Linked DNA regions of Mus musculus: region 1 is linked to region 2. Evidence: chromatin contacts called from ENCODE Hi-C or POLR2A ChIA-PET data. All regions are on one chromosome and are shown on one strand. Each heading gives the region's core, a stretch centred on a gene start or an enhancer-like site at or near the end of the contact. The rest is flanking DNA. Distances are from core to core; before and after follow the strand shown.

Region 1 (2,700 bases), core at 13-2,512, 260 kb before region 2:
CATGGATTCCTACTGTACACAAGAAAAGTGTGTGAAAGCTCCCCAGGACCAATCTGTATAAGTGAGCGTTCTGGGAGTGCATGAGGACCTGGGTGACATTCAAAGCCACCAATGTGAATGGGGACTCCTCCTCCCTAAAACTTTTTTTTAACTTAAGAGTTTGAGGAAAGGTGAGATCACAGTGCCTGACGCCCTTGCCCCATCTTATCTTTGTATATTGTTCTCCACTAAGTGCCTCTAAGTGTTAAGACCAGAGACTCACAGGAGTCCAGCGTGAGGAAGGAGTTGCTAAGAGCTAGGGTAGGAACTGAAGTGTAGCAACTTCTCTGTAGGGTAGGTACTGAGATCGCCCCCAAAAGGTCCAGCCTAGGGATGGAGACTGCTCCACAGTATAGTGAGGAGTGAGAAGGGGCTGGCACTCCTGTCCCTACTCCAGAGGACACAGAAAGTGAGACCCAGAAGGAAGGGCAAGGGCCGGGGTAGACACTCAGAGAGACAGGAGCCAGAAGACAGAAGAGACAAAGGCCAAGAGGCTCAGACACGAGGAGCCAGAGGCAGACCCATGAGTTAGGGTCGCTGAAGCTACACAGGCAAGGACCCCTAAAGCCAGAGGAGCCACAGAGCTGAGCTCTGAGGGCCAGGCGTCAGGAAAGCCAGGCCTAGCCAGCCTGGCTCCCGCTTTTGAGGCCCAAGAGAGAAGGAGGGGCAAGCGGCTCCATTTTGAGAAATGCGTTTGTAGCTGTGGGAAAAAGAAAGCCCTGGTTCTCCCCAGCACTCCCTGACCTATCACTATGGTACACAGACCCCTGCGCCCCCACCCCAGCAAGTAAGCTGGGGGTTCTAGAGTCTGGGGCCGCGCCAGGGCCTGAGATGAGTCTGGCCCACGTCCCAACTCTCTGACCTCAGGGCTGGGGTTGGAGAGTTGGGGAAAGTCCCCCCAAACACACACACTCAAACTCCAGAGACCAGTCAAGCAGGATCCAGTCTGGGATCACGAGTTGCCATTCCGAGACTGAAAGCCCAGAGTCGTCGTGTCCCCCCACCCCCCCCCCCGCCACCCACAATAGTCCGCTCCTTCCATAAACTGGGGGCGTCTATGGAATGCCACCTCCCCACCGGACCGCATCGCTTAGAAGTTGGGGCACCCTCAGCCCTGGACCCCTCACCTCCGCCGCGCTGCTCCATGCTCAGCCCCGGGCCGCCCCAGCACTCCACAGGCGCGCCGCCCGCTCCAGCCCGCGCGCGGCCACTCGGAGCTGCCCGGCTCGGCCCCGCCTCCGCCCAGCCGGCGCCCCCGGCCCTGACCGGCCCCCGCCCGGCCCGAGTGGGCGGTGCGCACTGATGGGGGGAGGGGTCCGAGGGGCGTTCCCGCCCCGGGGAGCGGACACGCGCAAGTAACCCACGTCACGCGTGCCAGCCAGGGCGCACGCGGGGGCTGCTCGGCGGCGCTCGGGATTCCTCCCAGAGTGGCCTAGCAACTGTGTGTGTGTGTGTGTGTTGTGTGTGTGTGTGTGTGTGTGTGTGTGTGTGTGTGTGTGTGTGTGTGTGTGTGTGTGTGTGTGTTAAGTGTGGTGTGTGTGTGTGCTCGGTAGCGCTCGGGATTCCTCCCAGAGTGGCCTAGCGACTCTGTGTGTGTGTGTGTGTGTGTGTGTGTGTGTGTGTGTGTGTGTGTGTGTTAGGAGGCTCGGCCGGCTCGAGACTCATCGAGCCGGGTCACCATCGCCTATCCCTGCCGGAGCCCAAGGGCCAGCGGCAGCTGGTCATTGTTCCAGCACAAAGAGCCAAGGCGCGGCGCCAGCCCCGCCCCTCCCCCTCCGCTCCTCTAGGAGAAGCTTCCCTCCTCAGTCTCCAGCTTCCCGGTCCATGGGGAGGCCGAGGGGGTCAGCCATCCCTCTCCAGTTGCCGGCTCCTGGGCACAAGTTGAGGGACTGGCTCGGTCGCTGTCTGTCCCACCCCCAGCAGGCTGGAGGTCACACGCTTGGATTTTCCAAATCGGCGCCACCTGGTGGCCCTTTCCAGCAACTTACCAGCCCCCCCCCCCCAAGACCCCCACCAATCCCACTCCCTTTCCAGCACAGCACCCTCGGGCCGCGAGCCCAGGCTTGTCCCTGGCATGGCTCCAGCCTCCCTAGCCGAACCTCGGGGGTCATTTGCTATGAGAAGGGTCGCTGCTCAAAGGGGGTGGGAGGGATACCTGACCCCCAATAATCTCAAGAACGAACAGCTCAAACCTACACTGGCTCCGCAGCAGACATCCCAAAGTCTCTCTTGGGGTCACAAATATTTTTACCCTCTCGAAAACAACAGTCTTAACACCCACACGACCTTTCCCACATTCAGTCTCGGGCAGCCACAGTCAGTCTCATCCATCACGTGGCTCCATAGATCTTCATTCCATAATCCTTCAGGCCAACTCACAGAAGGCTTGGTGTTTCGTGCACGGGAGAGTGCACAACAGTCCTTTGCATCCAGTCACATTCTTTAAATACACTCAGCCTCCCAACCCTCTTCCACGCAATGACAGCCGGATTCAGCCACTCTGGAAACTTCTTACATCATATTCACAAACTACCCACTTTCCCTGAGGGGTCTCTGTGACCTGCTCAGGTCAGCCGACCTCACATGTTCTGGCAAGGCCATCCTCCCTTCCCCGATCCCCCCCGCCCCCCCCCCCAAGGTCTGCCAGAGCTGGGCTCAGCC
Region 2 (2,700 bases), core at 180-2,679:
CCCCCTGGCCAGGGCGCTGGCTGAATGGTCCTCAACAGTGAGTGGAGACAGGCAAGGAAGTCTCTCGAGTGTACAGCATCCAGGTGCTGGCCTGGATGGCTCTACCTCTCTCCCTGACTTTGATTTCTTCTCAAAATCCTTCATTGTTTTTTTTTTAGAATGATCACTTCCCTAGGCAAAGTTAAAAAAAAAAAAAAAAGTGACCGGCCACTCTCCTGTTCCTAGCTAAAAGGGAAGGGAAGGGGGGGGGGAAGAGGTGAGGGTGGGAGAAAGGGTGGGACGTAGCAAAGCAGCCCCCCAGGAAGCCTTAACTAAGCCGAAGGGAACAAGAGGCGCCGAGAGCTTAGGCTCAGAAGGGGGTCACACCCCCAGGATCTTAGGCATAATTGTCCTGACACCAAGGCTGCCCAAACTAGGAGCCTCCTCACGATTACCCACAACTCTAAGTTTGAGGAAGGTAAAGATGAGGGAGGAGAGAGAGAGAGAGAGAGAGAGAGAGAGAGAGAGAGAGAGAGAGAGAGAGAGAGAGAGAGAGAACAGCCTGAAAACTACTGCCAATTAGTCCTTTAGTCCAGGGCAAAGACTGACTAGGGGGTGGGTGGCTGGAACCTGGGCCCAGGGTTATGGATCCCGAGAGGTAAGGAGGAGCAGGTGGAAGGAGCCGAGGGAGGTGAGACACTAGTGAAGGTAGAAAGGCAGGCAGAACCGTGAGTATGGCGTGGCAAAAAGCAGAACGGTGGCTGAAGGCGTGAGAAACACTAGGTAAGAGAAAGGACGAAAGGAGGGAGCAGGGAAAGGCCAGTGTGGCCTCTAGGGTGAGACCTGAGCGCAGGGGGCCGGACCGCGCTGGGGCTACATGGGGTTGGAACCGAGACAGGAGCCGGGCGCCGGTACTCACGGTGCATCGCGGAGAAGGGGTCTGCTTTGCAGTGCATATCCATCGGGAGGCAGAGGAGCGGGAGCAACGCGGCCGCCGCCGCCGTGTCGCCTCTCAAACTCAACTTCAGGACTTGAGGAGAAAAGGAAGGGACGGTGGGGGAGGGAGAGTGAGCGGGCGCCCGACTGCTGGGGGGCAAGCGAGGGCGGGGGACGCCGCGCCGCGCTCCACGCCGGGACTCCTCCGGGCCCGCTGGGGTTTGCGACCGCAGAGGCTGCAACTTGCCACCGTTGGGGCACGCGGCTGGGCAGTCAGCAACGCAGCCCCGGGGCGACTGGCTGGACCAAGGGGCACTTGGGGCGCATGGCTCGCGCGCCAGCTGCGGCCAGAGCTGAGGCCGGGTAGGGAAGACGGCTCACTCAGCTCCCCTGGAACCCGGTTGTCCGAGAGGCTCTGAACCAAGAGAGCTCAGGGCGGGGGCGGCCCGAGGGCGCCAGGAGGGGAGCCGGGCCGCTCCAAGTGCCGGCGAGTTGGCGAAGTTGGCAGAGAAGTAGCAATCCCCGGGATGTCCAAGCGGGCGCCCGCGGGAGGGGAGCGTGCGAGCCGGCCCCCGCCCCCGGAAAAGGCAGGCGCACGCCGCGGCGACCGAAGGGCCAGGAGGGAGGGAGGCAGCCTAGGAGCCGAGCGGCGCCCGCAGCGCTGGGCTGGCCCCAGGTGGGTTGCGGCTGCAAGAAGACTCGGCCGGAGACTGGAGCCTGGGCTCCCGGTGTGTGTCTCTCTAAAAGCTGCAAAGCCCCCTCCAGACCCCCTCCTCCTCCCCGCGCCGGGAGATGGATGACTTGTCAGACAAAGGCAATAGATTCCACCACTCTGTGATTCGCCAGCGCCGGAGCCCCGAGCTTCGGCAAGGAGGGCCCCGCGCCTGTCACTCCGGTGCTGGCGAGGGGAGGGCCCGGGAGGGGGGGGAAACGGGAGGGAGCAGCGGGTGAAGGAAGAGGGAGGGTGAGGAGCGGGCCAGGGGGAGGAGGAATGGGAGCCCCGGATTAAAACTACACTGAGAAACGAAACTCGCCGAGAAGATAAACGTTAGATAAGGATAAAGAGCGGCCAGCCTAATGAATATTCAGGCAACCACAGAGGGCCTCCGAGCGCGCGGCACTCCGAAGCCAGGCTCTCAGTCCTAACTCGCCCAGCCCTGCCATCCACCGGCCAATGCCCGCAAATCCCAGACGCCCGCGAGTCCGCAGCCCCTGTCCTAACTCGGCTACCCTTGCGCTGAGTTCCTTTCCGTTTCTCCCTGTGTCTTCCTTCCTCTCTCCCTTTCCCTCTGGTCCTTCCCTTTCGCCTTTTCCTCCTGTGGTACCTTCCCATCCACGCACGCATGATTCTCATTCCGGGGCAAAGTGCCCAGCAGTTTGTCCCCTCCCGTCCCACACGCGGTGGCGCGCACCCCCTCCCCGGAGTCTGGGCAGTCCAGACGCCTGGTTTGGAATCAAGCTAGAGGCCTCTGGCTAGAACCCACCTGCCTTGGTGGGACCCAACGGATGGTAGGAGAGCCAGGGAACTTGGCACCTGGACCCTCGGGTAGCTAGGGAAGGGACTGTGCCGGGAGACGGTGCGCAGCGGCTTGTCCGCGGCAGTGACAGAGGATGCAGAAGCCCAAGGCGGGACCAAGGCGTTCTCTTTCCCCGGCTGGGGAGAAGAGGAGGCTATGAACGCGACTGAGCGCCGCCCGCCGCCAGCTCTGCAGATCCCGAGCGAGCGCAGCTGGCGCAGCACGCCGGCCTGGCCCGGCTCCTACCAGAGCCGCTGGCCCAGTCTCT

What was found. Hi-C counts contacts between places; a loop is a spot of excess contacts on that map. ChIA-PET counts read pairs that join two places held with the same protein, here RNA polymerase II (POLR2A).
Region 1: a loop to region 2 is called in a map of Patski, with 4 times the contacts of the local background. The contact joins the promoter of Lzts2 here to the promoter of Pax2 in region 2. A Hi-C loop is called at or near these places in 1 of 37 maps with a recorded cell type or tissue (Patski). POLR2A ChIA-PET finds 5 or more read pairs at or near these places in 1 of 5 experiments (Patski).

Annotation. Positions count from the first base shown.
Region 1 is chr19:45,016,697-45,019,396 of GRCm38, reverse strand. It overlaps Lzts2 (leucine zipper, putative tumor suppressor 2), which reads right to left and starts at 1,262. Exons shown (of 5, transcript NM_001130526.1): 1 at 1,167-1,262.
Region 2 is chr19:44,755,635-44,758,334 of GRCm38, reverse strand. It overlaps Pax2 (paired box 2), which reads right to left and starts at 1,429. Exons shown (of 10, transcript NM_001368747.1): 1 at 899-1,429. The coding sequence starts at 941. RefSeq lists promoters at 967-2,241, 967-2,700, 967-2,700.